2 separate regions of the Homo sapiens genome follow, and region 1 is linked to region 2. A link is a loop called in an ENCODE intact Hi-C map of the cell type or tissue named here. Cell type or tissue: PC-9. All regions are shown on one strand. Each heading gives the region's core, and the rest is flanking DNA. Links, peaks and the distances in the headings are about the cores only. Region 1 overlaps TRIM15 (tripartite motif containing 15). Region 2 has its middle 18 kb from the start of HLA-F.

The links. A loop is a pair of places that touch in the nucleus more often than their neighbours do. Peaks named below come from ENCODE experiments on the same cell type or tissue, not always from the same donor. Only the 100,000 strongest peaks of a DNase experiment are listed, where the experiment ranks them.
Region 1: it touches region 2 in a loop (10-fold over the local background); 2 of 110 quality-filtered maps call a loop at or near these places.

The regions. Positions count from the first base shown.
Region 1 is chr6:30,166,094-30,175,461 of GRCh38, reverse strand. It overlaps TRIM15 (tripartite motif containing 15), which reads right to left. Exons shown (of 7, transcript NM_033229.3): 2 at 8,191-8,286; 3 at 6,932-7,162; 4 at 6,199-6,221; 5 at 4,846-4,961; 6 at 4,454-4,486; 7 at 2,769-3,630. The coding sequence ends at 3,113. Among named protein-coding and RNA genes, the nearest start is that of TRIM15, 7.2 kb to the right of the region's middle. RefSeq lists an enhancer at 3,167-3,716. In PC-9, for the core only: CTCF peaks have their summits at 5,012 and 5,221 (motif pointing right); a DNase peak (open chromatin) is centred at 5,261; H3K27me3 peaks cover 2,406 bases.
Region 2 is chr6:29,700,544-29,709,911 of GRCh38, reverse strand. It overlaps the pseudogene ZDHHC20P1. Among named protein-coding and RNA genes, the nearest start is that of HLA-F, 18 kb to the left of the region's middle. RefSeq lists a silencer at 6,574-6,688. In PC-9, for the core only: CTCF peaks have their summits at 3,883, 4,083 (motif pointing left) and 7,260 (motif pointing left); no DNase peak of the experiment used is centred there; H3K27me3 peaks cover 1,061 bases.

The sequences.
Region 1 (9,368 bases), core at 974-8,973, 470 kb before region 2:
GTCATCACGGTTCCTGGGCTCCAGAGAGATTCCCTTATAGGTCCCACCTTGGTCCTTACAATAACCCCTCTGGTTCTCCGAGGCACATCAGTGTGACTGCTCCTCACATAGTCCAGCAGCCCAGCAATTATTTTGTGGGATCTCTTTGCCTCCTGCCCAGTAGTGGACAGAACTCAGCACTTGGAATTCAGGAACACCTACAAAAAGCATTAGGGGCAAGGCAGGTTGTGCAGAGGATCTTGTAGGGGAGATAGAGGACAGTTTTACATCACAAACACAGGAACACAGCCATCCTGTGGCTCCAGCTGGACCACCAAATGAATAATTTTCCTCTGCTTTTCCTTCAGGCAGCTCTCAGTCCTCACCCTGAGGTCTTAGCCACTCCCAAATTTCTTTTGGCTTCTAAATTTCTCTTTCCTTTCTTATGCAGAACAATTTATTAATATAGGCACAAAGCCTCCAAATGTGCATATCCACACTTTTAAATTATCTGGACCACTCTAAAATTAGAAGTACCAGAGACTTGGAAATACAGTGTGCTTATGGTTCATCGGTTCTTTTTTTCTTTTTTCTGTTTCATATGAAACCAAAAATGCCCTGTCTAAAACATGAATTCAATGGGTAGCAAATGAAACATAGCCCCATTGGGATGTGTCTGTTTTAGAAGTCTGAGTGTGGTGGAAATGTGACTGCACTGAGCTCCAGGACAGGTAGATTCTACTTCAGCAGGTCACAAGGACCAGCTGTGAAAATTGTTAGACAAGTTCATTTAACTGTGTGCCAGTTTTCTCAACCACCACATGAGAAAAACAAAATAGGTCTTATGTATTTCACAGGCTTGTTGTAAGGTTCAAATGAAGATATAATTAAAACAAATTTGACCAATGGTACAATTAGCATGTGTTGCACATAGTTTTTCTTTTGGAGGGGTTGCAAAGAATACTTATGGCATAATCTAATTTATGTAAAAAAAAGAGAAAGCAATATATATTTGTATTCAAAACTTGCAGGATATACAAAAAATTGATATCAATGTTTAACTATGGGGAGTGGCAAGGGGAAGTGTTGAGTGGGTGGGGAAAGAGGTTTTTATTTATACACTTTGAAAATGTTTGAATTTTCTTAACCATGAGCATATACAACTTTTATAATAAGCATTGGGCAATACTACTACTACTACCACTACTACTACTACTAGGTTGGACTACCAAGCCACTTGGGTCAGATAAGGATGGCTCTGCTCACCACACTGGGGGGCAGAAGAAACCCCACATTGTCTGGCTTCTTTTATATCAAGAACCTCTATTTCCCCAACAGTCAAGTTAGGGTTAATTATTCACATCACATTGATTCATGTTACAATTTTTAAATAAAATTCACATATGGTCCAAACTCTTTGAGTGCTTTTAAAACATCTGACCCATGCTTTAGGAGCAGGGCTTACGCAATAATGAAGATGTTCTTTGTTTTATTTGTTTGTTTGTTTCTTGGAGACAGAGTCTCACTCTGTCACCCAGGCTGGAGTGCAGTGGTACAATCTCAGCTCACTGCAACCTCTGCCTCCTGGGTTCAAGTGATTCCCCTGCTTCAGCCTCCCAAGTAGCTGGTCTGCCACCACACCCAGCTAATTTTTGTATATTTAGTGGAGATGGGGTTTCACCATGTTGGCCAGGCTCAAACTCCTGACCTCAGGTGACCCACCTGCCTCGGCCTACCACCGTGAGCCACCGCGCCTAGCCTGTTTTTTGTTTTTTGTTTTTTTGAGATGGAGTCTCACTCCGTCACTCGGGCTGGAATGCAGTGGCTTGATCTTAGCTCACTGCAACCTCCGCCTCCCTGGTTTAAGTGATTCTCCTGCCTCAGCCTCCTGAGCAGCTGGGATTACAGGCGCCTGCCATCTCGCCCAGCTAATTTTTATATTTTTAATAGAGACAGGGTTTCACCATGCTGTCCAGGCTGGTCTTAAACTCCTGACCTTAAGTGATCTACCTGCCTCAGCCTCCCAAAGTGTTGGGATTACTGGCGCAAGCCACCGTGCCGACCCTAAAGTGTTCTTGTACACAGGGTATTGTCTTACACTACAGGGAACCTGGATTGGAGTTGAAGGCAGATTTTTTTCAGAGGTTGGGGTGGAAGGGTGAGAATGTGAGTGTTCAACTTGAGAGGAGAAAGGGTAGGGGTGGAAGGAAACATCACTTGTATAGGGATTAATACTTTGCTTTTTAAAGTTATTTTAACCTGTGGTCTGTTTCTGTGTCCAAATAATAACTGCAGTAATAACAAATATTTGAGAGGTTAGTTAGACCTGAGCAAAAGCCTCGTTTTCTTAAACAATGGGGCCTGGTGATTGTCCCACTGTCTGTCATCAGGGATATCCTGACTAAAAGAAGGGACAGGATTGTGTCTTGGTCACAGAGGGATCATCACCCTTCCTCTCTGCATCTACTCCCTCGAGCCATCTCGGCCCTAAATTGCCAACACAGGCAGATCCCATTGGATTTAAGCCTTTCTCCAGTCCCATCAGCGCTAATTGGACACATGGAATCCAGAGGTCTGTGAGTCACACTTTCTTAGGACATTCTCTACAAGTCCAGAGAAATGACCAGAAGGGAAGGGAAAGGAAGGGGCCCTGGGGTCCACCCAGGGCTGATAAAAAGGCCCTAAGCCCTACAAAGGTGGAGGCATCTTCAGGTGTGTGTCAAAGTACGAAGTTAACTGTACAAATTAGTGCAAGTCCAGCAAAACCCTGATTTTTCCCAAGATAATTATTTTGAAACAGTTTAAACATTTTATTTTAGATGTCTTTTTCTTTTTTTTCCCCGAAAGCCCGCTGGCTCCTAGGTTGGCTGTTGCCCTAGGCACAGCCGAAGCCGTCTGTGGTTCTGCACTCTGAGGTACAGAGAAGGCCAGAGCGTCACAGGGAGGCTCAGGACGTCAGGGAGCTGAGGGCCTAAGATAAATAAAGTAAAAACAACCGCTGTTCGAGACTCAAGTCCCCTGTTCTCTCGCCTCACGCGGGCACAGGGAGCCCCCGGGCCGCACACTGGCCAGGGGCGGAGCTGGATCCCGGAGAGCCGCCGTCTCCGCTTCGCCGCCCTTCGCGCGCCCCACTTCAGCCTTTCAGCGTAAGGCAGGAACCTTTTTTCCAGACGGCAAAGAAAGGGAAGACTTTGCCGGAGAAAGAGGCAGTGAAGGTGAAGATGGGCTCCTGGGTCTGGGCGTTGTGGAGGGTCACCTGCCCCGCCTCGTAGTCCAGGGCGACTCTCACGCCGCGCGGGATCTCGCTCAGCGGCAGGTCGGTGCCCGGGGAGGTGCTGGCCCAGCACTGCTGGTGCGAGATGATCACGGCCCAGACGCCGTCCTCGGCGCTGAGTCCCATCTCTCCCTTCCTCCTCACCCCCTCCCCGGCCACCCCCACCGTGCAGCCGCCGCCGTCGCCCAGCTGCAGGTCAACCTGCCAGCGGTGGCGCCCGGAGGAGAAGCCCGGGAAGCCCAGAACCGCCGGGAGGCCGTCGAAGCGCAGGGGGCTGTCTGGCAGGCTCTTCTTCTGCCGGGTGTACCTCACTGACTTCCTGTCTTCCGAGAGAACCAGGCTCCGGCTGGCGGTCTGAGGGTCCAGAGTGATGACCCCTAGAGGGAGGAGCGCGCAGACATCAACAGCGGGCGGCAACCACAGATGTTCCTAGAGCAGGCAACGCACGTGGGAGGCAGAAGGAGTACTGGACTTGGGCAGCCTGCCATTGGGCCACTTCTCTGAACCGCCCTTCTACCTAATCAGCAAGTGGTGCTGTTAAGGATTTGCTTCTCAAAGTGCAGCGGGAGGGACCAGCAGCATCCCCACCACCTGGGTGTTTGTTAGAAATGCAGAATATTGGGCCCCATCCCACCCTACTAAATCAGAATCTGCATTTTAACAGGATCCCTAGGAGACGTTTCTGCATATTAAGTTTGAAAAGCACTTACCTATACCAGAGTGAGTGAGGTGATGCTTATGGAAACAACTTCTAAATTAAGCACCAATTTAAAAATAAATGTGATTTTTAAAAAATTGCACATTTTTTGTTCAAATCAGTAGAGAGCCCAGCACAATGCTCTCAAAAAACTAGGGCTTGATAAGTATTTTTCAACGAGTAATATCTACACAAGTAGATGACATTAATTGAGCACTTACTATGAGTCAGGTAATATACTAAGCTCTTTGCATGTATTAATTTATTTTGTCCTCACAGCTACTTATGGGACAGGTACAGTACTTTTATTTTCATTTTACTGATGAAGAAAATATTGTGGGACAGAGGCTTAATAACTTGCCCAGTGTCTCAGAGCTAGCAAGAACTGGAATCGAGAACTCAAGCAATCAAGCTCCAGAATTCATGCATTTTATTGCTCTGTTTGCTGCCATGGATTGAATGGATGAATGGAAGAATGACTCCCCAAATCCCAAGCTGTTTACCTGAATCTATTTCCAGATGATGCGCCAAGTTTTCTGAGGGAAGCAGAAATAGAAAGAGAGATCTGTGACTTATTACTTCTTATAGGCACCCCCAGGGGCAAGGTGACTTGAGTACAATGTGAAGATGAGGACAGAAGACTCGGCTTCTGCTGTGGTCTAGTGGAGGAGAAGGGTCCTCACCCTCCTGGACTCTCAGTCCTGCACCTGTCCTTAGGGAGTGGAGGAGATGCTCTGGGAATAGTGCCCCTGAATAAATTGAGATCACTAAGGGAAGGCTCTGGGGAGGGAAGATGTCTCGAGCCAGGTTTCAAGGGCAGAGAAGGATGGAGATGGGTGGAAGACAGGAGGGCAGCTAATGGGACTGGGGAAAACTGTGGCGCCTTCCCCTTTACCTGAGAACATCCTCATCATCTCTGGGAGGGTGAGTATTTTCCTGTGGAAATCACGGATCTTCTTGACAAGGTCAGGAGAAATGGCCTCAGGACTCACAAAAGTCTTCATCTCACACCTGCAGACAGGTTTGGTAACCAGTTAGGTCCAAATTCCAAAAACAAATGTTCGGGTGAGACCACGTGAGGCTAAAATCAGACTAAAGAATGATCTTGGCGTCTGTGGTGAATAATGAAATTGAGTATCATTTCTTTACTTTTGCTGGAAATGTGTAGTTACTAAAATAGTAGGCATTTCAGTTAAACCTAAGAGGAACTAAGGATAATCACTTCTCAAGAATTGGAGGTAAGCCCCTTTAGGAGAATGTTTGGTTCTGTAGGGGCTGAGGGACAGAGATCATTACCCCTTTTGGTCTCTAGAGGGCAACAGGGTACCATTTGAAAACAGCCTTAAACTACCCTTGTGTATGCTGCTATTTGTAAAGGAAAAGAGGCTAGAAGGGAAGAAAAAAAAAGGATCAACGAAAATATATATTGCAATGAAAAAAACTCCTGATTCTGGTCCCAGCTCAGTCCTCATTAGACACTTGCTGCATTACCTTGAAGACTCTTCACCCCCTGGGTCTCAGTTTCTTCCTCAGACTGGAAGACCTCCAAGCCCTTCTAGATCTAAACCTCTAATGCTCTTTGAAAAGCATGTTTGGAGACACTTCCTGATTCATGGACCCTGGGTTTATCCTCCCTGCACGGGAATAGGCACAAAGCACGTGACAATTGTTCCCTAGTCACTACACCTCTCTTCATCTCAGTGCAGACTGCTAATGCTTATAGCAGACAGGGAAGGAAAGGGCCATGCATTTACAATGCCACTGGCTCCTGGTGGCTGTCCTTTTACAGTAGCATTAGAAAATTCTGAAGGAAACCAGAGATGTGTGTAAAAAATGAATGAATGAAAGAACAGGCTGGTATTCCTGGTTTCCATGCTTATCATAGTCTACAGAAAGTATTCCCCCTTTAAATTACATTTTAAATGGTGTTAGATACTGACTCAAGTACTAATAATTTCATAGATTAAATAAATGTTCCTGGATCAACCTAAAAACATGATTATTATTTATAACTTCACTTCTAGGGGAAAAAATGTGTCCCCAATACCAACCAATCAATTTAAAAATGAACCTTTAGAACGCAAATCTTTAGTGAGTTTGGACTGTTTGTGCACAGTTGAATGAGACAGTGTGTCTGCCAGAGTGCCTTTGCTTTCCTGGCAAAGTGGGTGGCAGTAAGTGCCCCTGCCCCTTCCCATTCAGTCTTGATGTTGAGTAAAAGGAGGCAGGACCGGGGAGTGGGCCCTACCTGCTCTGGTTGACTCTGACATCCTGCAAAAGAAAGACAAGAACATACATTTAGTTTCCATAAGTCCTTCCTGTCAGGGATTCTGTACATCACTTTTCCCTTAAAATATGAACTCAAAACTCTCCTTCTGCAGAGAGTTGTCCTGTTTAATTACCTACTCATTAGATTGTTCTTTTACATCATGTTTTCTTACTAATTTGGGTTTCTGTAGTCAGTTCATTTGTGCTGGTTTCCCTGTTTCAGCCTTATCGTGGGGGTGGGTTGTGTCTGCAATGATTAGGAGGTGGTAGAGAGCAGGGGCCTGCCTTCAGTTATCAGCTGGACCTGATGTGAGCCAGGATCACATATTCATAACCATAGCAGACACCAGTTATTGAGTTCTTTCTGTATATCAGGAATCATGCCAAGCATTTTTTATGGATTGTTTCTTATAATTTTGCAATAACTTTATGAGGGAGGTGCTATTGCTGTCCCCATGTTTAGAGAGGCTAAGAGACTCACTCAAGTCACACAATTGGAAGAGCCAACATTCAAATCCAAGACTGTCTGACCCTAAACCCCTTAACATGACCACAGTGTATGACTTGGGCAAGTCTCCAGCCCCTCTGGATCTGCACCCCGTTAACCTCTCTCCACTTCCCTTTCCTGCCTCTCTCCAGCCCAAAGCATGGTGCCCACCCCCTTCCCCGTGGAGTCCCTCTCTTATCCTACAAAGTGGTGAAGTGTCTCTCACTTGTAGAAGCTCACTTGCTGGCTGCTGACACTTCTCCTCCAGCTCCTTGACCTGGGCTCCAAGCCGGGTGACTTCCTCAGAGACCTTTGTGATATATTCATCCCTCTCCTTCCAAATCTGCTGCTCCAGCTCCCTCAGCCTGGCCAGCAGGAGACATCGCTGCTGCTCCAGCTCCTGCTGCAGCCTCTCAAAAGCTGTTTCCACCTGATGCTTCTTGCTTTCGATCTGAGTCTTCAAGGGATAAAAGGCAGACATGGTTAGGAAGGGGCTCAGAGATAGCTTCCAGGATGATCATCTATATACTTATTATTGATTAACAGGGATAGGGAGCAACTGGTCCAAGACTCATTCCATTTACTAATATGCCTAGAAGTAGTTAGGTCTCAGGATGAACTTACCAATGATGAGGGCTGTGCTACTGTCTTAGCTAGATACTCTAATAATAATGCTACATTATGCTCTCAGAATGATGTTGAACTTTTCAAAAATATTTCCACAACTACAATACCATCATAACCCTACTATGCCTTCTTAGAGTTAGGTGGGGAAGACTGTAATAATTTCTTAGAGGCAAAAGGAAGTTGTGATTGGAGTCAACACAACTTAGTGGGAGAGTGTGTAATTTTGGTTTTAGCCGTGGAAATCACCAACTACAGGGCATACGTTGATGAGAGCTGAGGGATGGTGGATAGGTTGCTTTGTCCCCACACTCTCTCCTTGGTCAAGGTACCAGAAATCCTCACACTGTGATTCCTCCATAACTTTATAGCATGAAAAGAGAGGCGTGAGGGATCCAGATGTAGCCACACCATCAGCCTACTCTCCTCAAGGTCAGCCTGTAGTCAGGACTAGAATCCCGACACTAACATATGTTTTTGACCCCAAGCTTCCCATCTGAAGGTGGTGTGTTCAGGCAAACAGACTAGGATGGAAAGAACAATGAATTAAGGGTCAAGAAATCCAGGTTCCTCATGAACTTCAGCTTTGCTATGTGGCCTTGGGAGCATTGCTTTTCTGGTCCTAAGTTTTCTGCTCTGTAAAATGTGATATACAAGATGGATCTTGGATTGCAAGACATCAGAACCACTTCTAGTGCTCATGGTCTGAGATCCCAAATGCCTTTGTGCAGCCACAGGAAGGTGAACGAGAACAGTTTGTCAGTTCTTTTCAGCCAGGAAACAGATACCAGCCAACGGGTTTCCCCAGAGTCTCTTAAGAAAACCTTCAAAGGAAAAGGTAGCCAGTGACGTGGCCTGTACCAGCAGCACTTGAAGCTTCTGGTCTTCTTGACACTTTACATCCTCAATCTCATCTCTCTCCGTGCTCAGAGCTTCCAGTCGACTCCTGAGACGATCCTGTGGGGAGAAGAATGGGTGGATAGAGGTGACTGAATTAATAATTCAACTCACAATTATTAACTATCACATCCTGGGCACACTGTTGAGTGCTGAGGGGTTCAAAGGTGGAAAAGGCCCAGTCCTTGCCCTAAAGAGACCACCATCTCAGGAAGAAGTCAATGTCAAGTGATTAAAATACAGATAGATAAATGCAATAGTCCAGGGGTACACACAGTGAGATGGGAACACAGAGGTCAGCTCTGCCTGTAGGCCTAAGGGAAGGTTTGGAAAGCAGAAAACATTTACAATGTGCCTTGAAAGATAAATTTCCAGTTGAATAGAGAGGGAGAGAAAAGGACTTAGTGCCCACAGATGTGAAGGACCTCTTCAAGGAGAACTACAAACCACTGCTCAAGGAAATCAGAGAGAACACAGACAAATGGAAAAACATTCCATGCTCATGGATAGGAAGAATCAATATTGTGAAAATGGCCATACTGCCCAAAGTAATTTATAGATTCAGTGTTATCCCTATCAAGCTACCATTGACTTTCTTCACAGAATTAGAAAAAACTACTTTATATTTCATATGGAACCAATAAAGAGCCCACATAGCCAATACAATCTTAAGCAAAAAGAATGAAGCTGGAGGCATCATGCTACCTGACTTCAAACTATACTACAAGGCTGTAGTATATGATATCAAATATGTCTGGTATCAAAACAGACATATAGACAAATGGAACAGAAGAAGGGCCTCAGAAATAACACCACACATCTACAACCATCTGATCTTTGACAAACCTGACAAAAACAAGCAATGGGGAAAGGATTCCCTATTTAATAAATGGTGTTGGGAAAACTGGCTAGCCATATGCAGAAAACTGAAACTGGACCCCTTCCTTACACCTGAAATAAAAATTAACTCAAGATGGATTAAAGACTTAAACGTAAGACCTAAAACCATAAAAACCCTAGAAGAAAACCTAGGCAATACCATTCAGGACATAGGCATGGGCAAAGACTTCATGACTAGAACACCAAAAGCAATGGCAACAAAAGCCTAAATTGACAAATGGTATCTAATTAAATGAAAGAGC
Region 2 (9,368 bases), core at 671-8,670:
TCCTGCTTTTTCTTTTCTGTCCTTTCCTTTTTCAATAAACCACCTGCAAAAAGGAAAAACCATTCTGAGGACAAGAAACATGTCAATGGGAAATACACAGTTGCCAGAGGGTAAAAGGCCCTGTTCATTCTCATTGAAAAGCTCAGGTATTTCTGTTAAAGTCTCTCCTTTTACTTTAGGATGCTGACTCCTGCGTCCATCTCAACCTGGGCATCGTGCCACCACCTTCAAGAAGAGAAAAACTAAGTAGTGCTTTGCAAAGGGGCAGCAGCATTTCTCATTTCTGACCATGTCAGGCACACGGCCATGCAGATGAGCAGGTGGGGGACACAGGTGAGTCTCCAGACCTGCTCTCCTCCCACAGTACATTCTTGAGTCTTTTTAAACAGTTGTGAAAATGCCACAGATGCAAGCACCTGTGGGCCACTCCCATGGGGACCGTTGCACAAGGCAGTGCCACTCATTCTCAGAACCTCCTACCATGGGCTATGCTTAGTGACCCGAGGCCAAGCCAAGGAAGACGCCAGCCACAGGGTGCCATCCTCAGGGGCATGCTGCCAGCAGGGGCAAAGTTATCCCTAGCAACAAGATACAGAAAGAAAGAAAAAAGGAAGGAAATGTAGCCAATGGGCCGGTTCAGGTTCTTGACTTTGCCACACAAAAGAATTTGAGAGCAAGTCCAAAGTAAAAGTCAGCAAGAGAATTTATTGCAAAGTGAAAGTACACTCTGACAGCTGATCAGAGCAGCTGCTCAAAAGAGAGACAGTACCCTCCCCTCACGGGAGTCTTACATGATTATTCATGAATAGGTGGGAAGGGGTATTGTTTTAAGCATGTTCTGTGGTCTCTTGAACGTGCATGCACTGTGGTTGTACATATCAGCACACACATCTTACGTCTCATTAGCATCTTAACTTCCCTCTCAGAGTTGTGTTTGCTACTATTGTAATGAGCATAGGTCAGCCCAAGGACGCTATTCATGGGTTTCTGGGCTTCCTCAGATGTGGGGATGCCTCCCTTGGCTCTTCTACCTCTTTGCTGCAGGATGTTCTAACCACAAGCCCAGGATATGGTTTGCGCACTGTCGAACAGCTTGTTCTCTCCATCAACCTGACAAGTCTCTTGTTTCCTTTCAAGTGAGGCTGTGAACACCCTATCTCACTGACCTCAGAAGGACAGTACAGCAGTAGCCACCATGACCAAAAAGATGATTCCAGAAGTGCAGGACAACTCCCTACCCAGAGGCTGTGGCTGTGCAGTAACACACCAAGAGGGGAGTCCAGCTGGCTCTCAGGGTGCTCACTACCCTCATCTGGGGGCCTGGAGGACGTCAATTCCTGAGAACGCCACGTTCTAGTGAGTAGAATGAACTAAGAGATACACAGCAAAGCTCCACATACTTTTCCTTTTCTTTGTGCCCGCAGTGTTCTTCATCAGTGTGCTCTCGCTTTTCAGCTACTACTGTTGGCTGGCTGGAAAAAATAGAACAATAGTAAAAATTAGAGACCAGTCTTTGGTGATGAAGAGAAATATTGGCTACTTCCAGTATTTTCTAGCTTTGGTTATGGTTGCAGTTTTCCAGCTCACCTTGTGGGGATGAATTCAGAAAAAAGTTACAAATTGAAATGAACATGCCAGAAGTATTGGCTCAAATCAACGTTGTCCTATTAAGCCACTTAGTGAATCAAAAGACCGCTTGTTGGACTGTTAATCTCGGTGGCCAGAGAAAGGAGCTGAAGAAGGTGTTGCCAGATCAGGAACAAATAATTACAGCGGCAATAGAAAATGGAAGACCACTTGTTCATAACCATTTGAATAAGGGCAAGGTGTATGGAAACACATTATGAACTGATATTTTCAGTTTTGTTTGCAAGAAAATGATTAATAAGGTGAAATAATTGAAGTATCACGGAAGATACATTAAAAAAAAAAAAAAGCCTTTGTACAGTTTGCTGGAGCCACAGATGTCCTACTCCAGAGCAGAACAATGCCTGAATCTTCAGGGTCCATTTGTGCCGCATTCACTAGCAACCACAAATGTGACTTAATTTTACTTTGGAAATAATGCTTACCTATTGTGAGATGCTGTAATATGAACCATCATTACATGTTAACATGGCACATGGAATTTTGAGTGTCTAAGTTACATTTTTAGAGTTGTTTCTTAGTAGCCATGTGAGTTTCCACTCCAAAAACACAAGCTAAAAACTTGTTTTGAGTGAAGGACATCTAGGGCAAATGGTGGCTGAAAGTGAATGAGATCCCAATTACTCTTTCTTGTACTGTATAAGGAAAAGAAAATAAGTGCTTTTCTTGTTGGGTGTTTGCTAATTTATAATTACCGTTTTATGCTTTTCAACATTTTTAATAAAGTTTTTTATTGTTGGCTATAAACGTTTTAAAAGGATTCTCTTCCTCTAGAATCACTCTAAGTACCAAAATCTGTATTATTCTGGATTCAACAGAGAAACAGAACCAATAAGGGGTGTGTGTGTGTGTGTGTGTGTGTGTGTGTGTGTGTATGTGTGTGTTTTATTCGTGTTATGAAACTGACTCATGCAATTATTACGGTGGCAAGTGTGAAATCTGTAGGATACGCCAGCAGGCTGAAAATGCAGACAGAAGTTGATATGGTAGTCTTAAGACAGAATTTCTTCTTTTCTGGGAAACTGTAGTTTCTGCTCTTAAAGCCTTCTACTGATTGGATGAGGTCCATCTACATTATTGAGGGTAATTTCCTTTTCATAAAGTCAACTGATTGTAAATGTTAACCACATGTACTAAATATCTTCACAGCAACATCTAGATTAGGTTTTGATTAAATGACTGGGTACTATGTCCTAGCCAAGTTTATTGGCATTGACTCTGGGTCAAGGCACCGTGTCTCCCTCCCATCGAGTTTTCCATCATCTACACGAGACCTAGATGACTACTTTGATATCTACTGCAGGCCACAGCCTTGTCAAAGCCAGCCCCAGCTGAAATGCACTCACCTGCATTCCCACACAATTTTACATACAATTCGGGGGAGGTTATGGGATCTATGAAGACCAAGGGTCTGTGGTCCTGTGACACTTTCTCTCAGAGGGTGAAGAAGGAGTTCCTTGGGGCAGCAACTCCCCAGGGGTCTCCTGCCTGCCTCTCCTCCCCTCTCAGCCCCAATCCTCTTTCCTGCTGTTGATCATCATGCAGTTTTTAAATCCCTACTCCCTGCCCCACCAAGGTTGGGCTCTAGGACCTGCCTATTGGGAACCTGCGGTTGGGAGAAAGTATGAAGTGACCCACCTGAATTTAGAGGAGGGAAGTGAGGAATTTGGAGACATCTAAAAACATTTTGTCCCTGTGGTTTGACTTCAAATTATTATCTATTTTTATTGGAGATTTGTTTGAAATTATAACCGGTATCTCATGATTATTCAGCATATGCCATGCCCCCTGGTAACCCTGGTTCTTATTTTTTTAAACTTGTACAAATATTTTAAGCAAACACAGAAGTAGACAGAAGAGTAAAGTGACCTTCACTGTACCCTTCACTCAGTAACACCCACTCTTGATTTATCTACATCCTCAACCATAGCCCAACACCAGGTTATTTTCAACTAAATCCTAGACAATATATTATTTCACATGTTAGCAATTTTCTTTTGAAGGTGCCAATGTTCAGCTTCTTTAAAAAGAGAAACAGAGACGGGCAGGAGAAGGATTGAACTGACAAAATATATTTTCAAATGCAATTAAGGCAGAGGACAATGCAGGAACCCTTGAGTCCCGTTTTAACTGAATGCTCAGCACCTCTTAGATTCTCAATAAAAGAAAGCAGCAGCCCAGAGCCAAGGAGCCCAGGGAGGCACATCATGGTTTGATTTTGTGACTGTTTTCAGGGCAGTATCTGTCATCTCTGAATGGTTACACTGGACATTTCTATTCCCACCCTTGCAATGGGACTCCCCAGCTCAGAGAAAGGGAAATTATCACCCATTCTCATTTATACCTTTAATGCCTTCATCCATTCCCTTGGTCCTGACTTTCCGGTTGGAGGAGGGGGAGGAAAAGCAGAGGCACGAAATTGAAATGTCTTCTCTGCCATCTGCTGGGGATATGCTTGAATAACAGGAAAGGCCTACATAAAAGATATGCAGCGAGGAATAGAGGTTCCTTTTCCTGTTTCCTTCAGGAAATTTCCCCTAGGGCAGACAGAGCAAGAGCGATGGACAGAGGAATGGGAGCAGGACCCAGGGGGAGGTCTGGTCATATGTGTGCCTTTCTGCCTCCCCGTCTGTCATTGTCCTTCCTCACCAGGCCTGCAGACCACCTGCGATGACCTGGCCTCTTGCCATCCCTAGCTGGGCCAAAATTCCATCACAGGGACACACAGGATGGCAGAAGCGCAAGGCCTCATACCCGCTGGGGCAGCCTCCTGGAGATGGCCTCAGAAGGGCTTCTGGGAGCTTCTTTAAAACCTGCACTACAGGCACCAATTTCCCCAGTTATCCCATCCTTAAGTGAAAAATCAACCACAGAGATGATTTATTGTAATAGCCTTATTTCAGTACAAGCAGACGAAAAGTGTTTCTCTTCACTGGCCCGTTAGTTACAATGGGGAGGGGTCACTGAGTGAGCAGCGGGTGGTGGCAGTGACGACCACACCCTCTCACTGCGGCCCAACACTTTTGAGACAAGTTCCCACCTCTCCATTAGACGTGTCTTCTCCACATGCAGAAAATGTGGTCTCGTAGCTTCCCTTCTCAGTGCTGGATTGCTGGCATTTCTTTTCTTTATCAGAGACATGAATATCTTTTTTCTTTATGGATTTCTAAGACTTCAGGGTTTTTCAGGGAGAAGTTGCTTAAGGAGGCTCCTGCGTGGACCGAGTCCTTCCTGAGGGTTTGCTGGATGCCCCCGGACACTGTGCAGCTGTGTCCTCCGGGGTCCCTAAAGCTGGCACGTTCTGCTGTGTACCCAGAGGTGGGGACAGATGCTGCCAGCTCCACCTTACAGCTGCTACATGAAATTTGAGGTCAGAGAATTCTCTTGTCTTTAAGGGCACCCACATTTGCCTTCTTCGATGTTTCAGGAAATCATAACTGAATTTAGAAAGGTTCCCTTTTCAGTTTACTCTCTGGAAGGAAATATACTGAAAATTCAGTTTATTTTCAGGTATTGAATAGAATTGAAAAGTCAAACTGTCAGTTTGCTTGCAGTGCACACAGAGAAATTGAGTGTTCCAAGCCATTGGGACATTTCTAGAAATCCATCCTTTTCCAGTAGGACATGAGTAAAGTCAGTGAGGAGCGAACCTGCAGTCCACGGGCACCTCCAGGATTGTGGGAGGAGACGCACATGTCTTTCTGATGTGTGGAGTCCTGAGGACAGAGGCTGAGACCCTGCATTTCCCAAAGTACTTGTTTTCTAAGCAAGTGTTTCTGCTACTTGAAATAAACTTGGGGGTGTGGAAGCCACCTTGCAACCAACCAAACACAGGTGAGAAAATGAATATGAAGTGTTCTGGGAGAAAGCAGAAAACCCCATTGCCATCATGTTTCCTTATTTTTACAATTCTCTTAAACAACGTGCCTAAGGTTATAACCCCTCCCGTTTGTAACAACTTCTAAATTGAAAGGGCATTAGTAAGTGTGGATACAGAATAAATGCTGAAAATCAGTGCTTTATTCAAAGTAGCGATAGAGTCTCCCAGGTGTCAATAGAGAGGTGGGCCAGGGACTTTTCCCAGTGACCAGAAACAAGAGCCTCAGGGAGATGAGGATGTCTCACAGCCAGGGACGGGACAGTGAAGGGCATCCCAGGACGGGAGTGCATCCCAGGGGTCTGTTCCTGTTTAGACTCCAATGCTCAGCACCCAGTGCGGCACGTGGCAAGACCTCAGCAAATATGTCAGTTGGCTGGATGAAGGAGGGCAGGTGTGAGCCAAAAAAAGATTTTTGCTGGGGCATAAATGTAAAAGTGTTGATGAACCTACCTTGCAAGGAGATAGAAAGGTGGATGGGTGGATGGGTGGATGGGTAGATGGATGGATGGATGGATGGATAGATGGATGGATGGATGGATGGATATTCATTTTCTCTATGTGTGTGTGTACGTGTGTATCTATCTCTGTCTGTCTCTCTGCTCTTTCTCTCCATTTGCCATTGTTCCTTCACAATCATGATTTCACTAACTTTTTTTTTTTTTCTTTGAGACAGAGTCTCACTCTGTCGCCCAGGCTGGAGTGCAATGTCACAATCTCTGCTCACTGTAGCCTCCACCTCCCGGGTTCAAGCGATTATCCTGCCTCAGCCTCCTGAGTAGCTGGGATTATAGGCACATGCCACCACGCCCGGCTAAATTTTGTATTTTTATTTTGATTTTTTTTGTAGAGATGGGGTTTCACCATGTTGGCCAGGCTGGTCTCAAACTCCTGACCTTGTGATTCGCCCACCTCAGCCTTCCAAAGTGCATCAGTAACATCTTTTACCTGGTCTTACAGGACCTTGCCTGTCTATTCTATTCGTGGTCACAAGACAGAAAAAGAAAAGGAGTGTGTGGAAAACAAGATAAGGAAACATGCTTCTGATCTGGGGCAGTGGGGAGACAGGGGCTGCGCCTCACTGCAGAGTCCATCCTGCTGAACACAGAGGGGCAAAAGCGCCCAGACAGCCATACCTGTGCTGATCAGAAGGGAGGGCTGCGCCTCGCGATCCTTCTACCTGTGTCTTTCAGGCTTTGCTGTCTAGGTCCAAGTTACTGCTATGAAAAGAGATTTGAGAATTCCCAGAGGGGCCTTTCAGCCTCTTTCCATGGCTCTTCCTGCCCTTTCGAAAGCACAGCCAGAGACATCAGAAATGAAATTGTACATAATTCTTTTGGACTTTGATGCAATCTTTGGAAAGAATTTTTGTAAATGCCAAGCTACATTTTGGCAACCCCATCAAGAGTCAGGTGTGCCCAGGGCAGTCAACCCAGGCCCTGGACTCTCATTCTAGTTGGATTCTATGACAGCTATTTTGCCATAAGAATTCTAGAGCCAGATCTTGCTACACCACAATTGCCTCACGTTGCAAGACAAACAAATCTAACCTGAGTCCTGTGGATTCCAGAGGTGCTCAGGAGGAACCTCCGTCTCAGCGTGGTTGACCTCAGGTTCAGCCCCGTCTGCCCATTCAGCCCGCAGCCCCGTCCCGGAGAGCACTCAGAATCCGAGAGCAGCGCAGCGGCGCCCCCGTGTGGCCACAGGGCCGAGGACAGAGACCCCGCTCCCCTTTCTCCCTAGCCAGGACCTCCCAGGCTCTCCTGTTCCCAGCACCTGGACAGGGCTCTGCATACAAGGGGGTTCCCGATCTCAAGTCAGGCTCTGAGTCCATCCAGCTTCCCAAAATCCATGTTGACACTGACGTTTCCTCCCACCACTGAGTGACTCTGGATTTTGGCTTTAGGGAAGAGATACCTCCAGGCCAAAACAGTGGGATCATATCTGGGGCTCATCCACCCCCAAACCATTGCTACCACATGACCTAGTCCCTCAGCCTCCAAAATGGGGCCTTGCCCTCCTGTCCCCTCCCTTGTTCCTGCTGCTGCTCCTGCAGGTGGAGGCTGCTCATCCCAGGAATCAGCCTGTGAGCTCCAAGCCTGGAGTCCGGGCCTGGGGCCTTGGTCCAGAGAGCAGAAGGGAGATGAAATGGATCATAAGAGAAGGGGGAGAGTGGAAGGAACCAGGGGGGAGAGAAAAACGAGAAGGGCCCTGTTAGAAGTTGTGTGTGCATGTGTGTGTGTGTGTGTAGATCAGGAGGGGGTTTCTAGGGACCTGGGGAAAGGAGAGCTAAGGGCAGGTGCTAAGGGGCCCAGCCCTGTTAATTCCAAGGTCCGGAATTAATTCCAGGATACTGCACTTCCTACAGTACCACTTTATGGCCATATCCAAGTCCAGCCCTGAGCAGCCTATGGTCACAGAAAATCGTGAGAATAATCAGAGAAAAATGACACGTTACATACATGAGAACAATTATGAGAATGACCAGTCCATGTGTTCATAATTTGTCATCAGAAACTATGGTGGTCAGAAGACAATGAAATGGCATTTTTTTGAGTGCTGTAAGAAAACAACCTAACTCAGAATTGCACATCCAGTAAAAATATTTTCAGGGAAGAAAAATGAAAAGGTGTCTCCAGATAAAATAAAACTAGGATAATTTGTTGCAAACATAACTCTACTGCAAGAAAAATACTGAAGGAGTTTCCCAGGTTGAAAGAAGTCATACCAGATGGTAACTTGAGTCTTCAGATAGGAGTGACCAACACTGGAAATGCCAAATATATGGTGGGAAGTTAAAGATGCTCTATTTTTTCTTAGTTTTTTTTTTATTAATTTTTTTTTGAGATGGAGTTTCGTTCTTGTTGCCCAGGCTGGAGTGCAATGGCACAATCTCCGCTCACTGCAACCTCTGCCTCCTGGGTTCAAGCGATTATCCTGCCTCAGCCTCCCGAGTAGCTGGGATTACAGGCATGCACCACCACGCCCAGCTAATTTTGTATTTTTAGTAGAGACGTGGTTTCTCCACGTTGGTTAGGCTGGTCTCGAACTCCCGACCTGAGGTGATCCACACGTCTTGGCCTCCCAAAGTGCTGGGATTACAGGCGTGAGCCACCGCGCCCAGCTTTTTCTTAGTTTTTTAAAAATACAAATGAACAACACTATCAACCGTCTTGATCTGACATTTACAGTCACTGTGTTCAACAGCTCCAGAATATATATTTTGTAAAGTGAATATGGTACATTCACTAACACAGGTCATATGTTGAGACATAAAACAAGTAACAACATATTTCAAAGGACTGAAATCATACAGAATATGTACTCTGACCAAAATAGATTTTATTGGAAATCAATAATAAGTTGTCTAGGGGCAAAAAAGTATTGAAAATTTTAAATCTTCCTTCTAAATAACCTACGGATCAAAGAAGAAAACATAAGGGAAGTTAGATAATATTTTCAACTGAATGATGATGAAAACATACCTTTCAAAATTATTAGATACTATTTCCAGTCTTTCTGCAAAGGACAGTGATCAAGAGAGTGTGGTATTGGCAAAAGGACAGACACATAGATCAACAGAACAGAATGGAGAGGCCAGAAATGGAAGGACAAAAATAGAGTCACTTGATTTTGAATACAAGTACAAAGGTCATCCAATGAAGAAGGGAATCTCCTTTCAATAATGATGCTGAAACAATTGGCATCCATCTACTTTGGGAGGCTGGGGCAGGTGGATCACTTGAGGTCAGGAGTTTGAGACTGGCTTGGCCAACATGGTGAAACCCTGCCTCTACTAAAGTTACAAAAATTAGCTGGTGTGGTGGCTCATGCCTGTAATCCC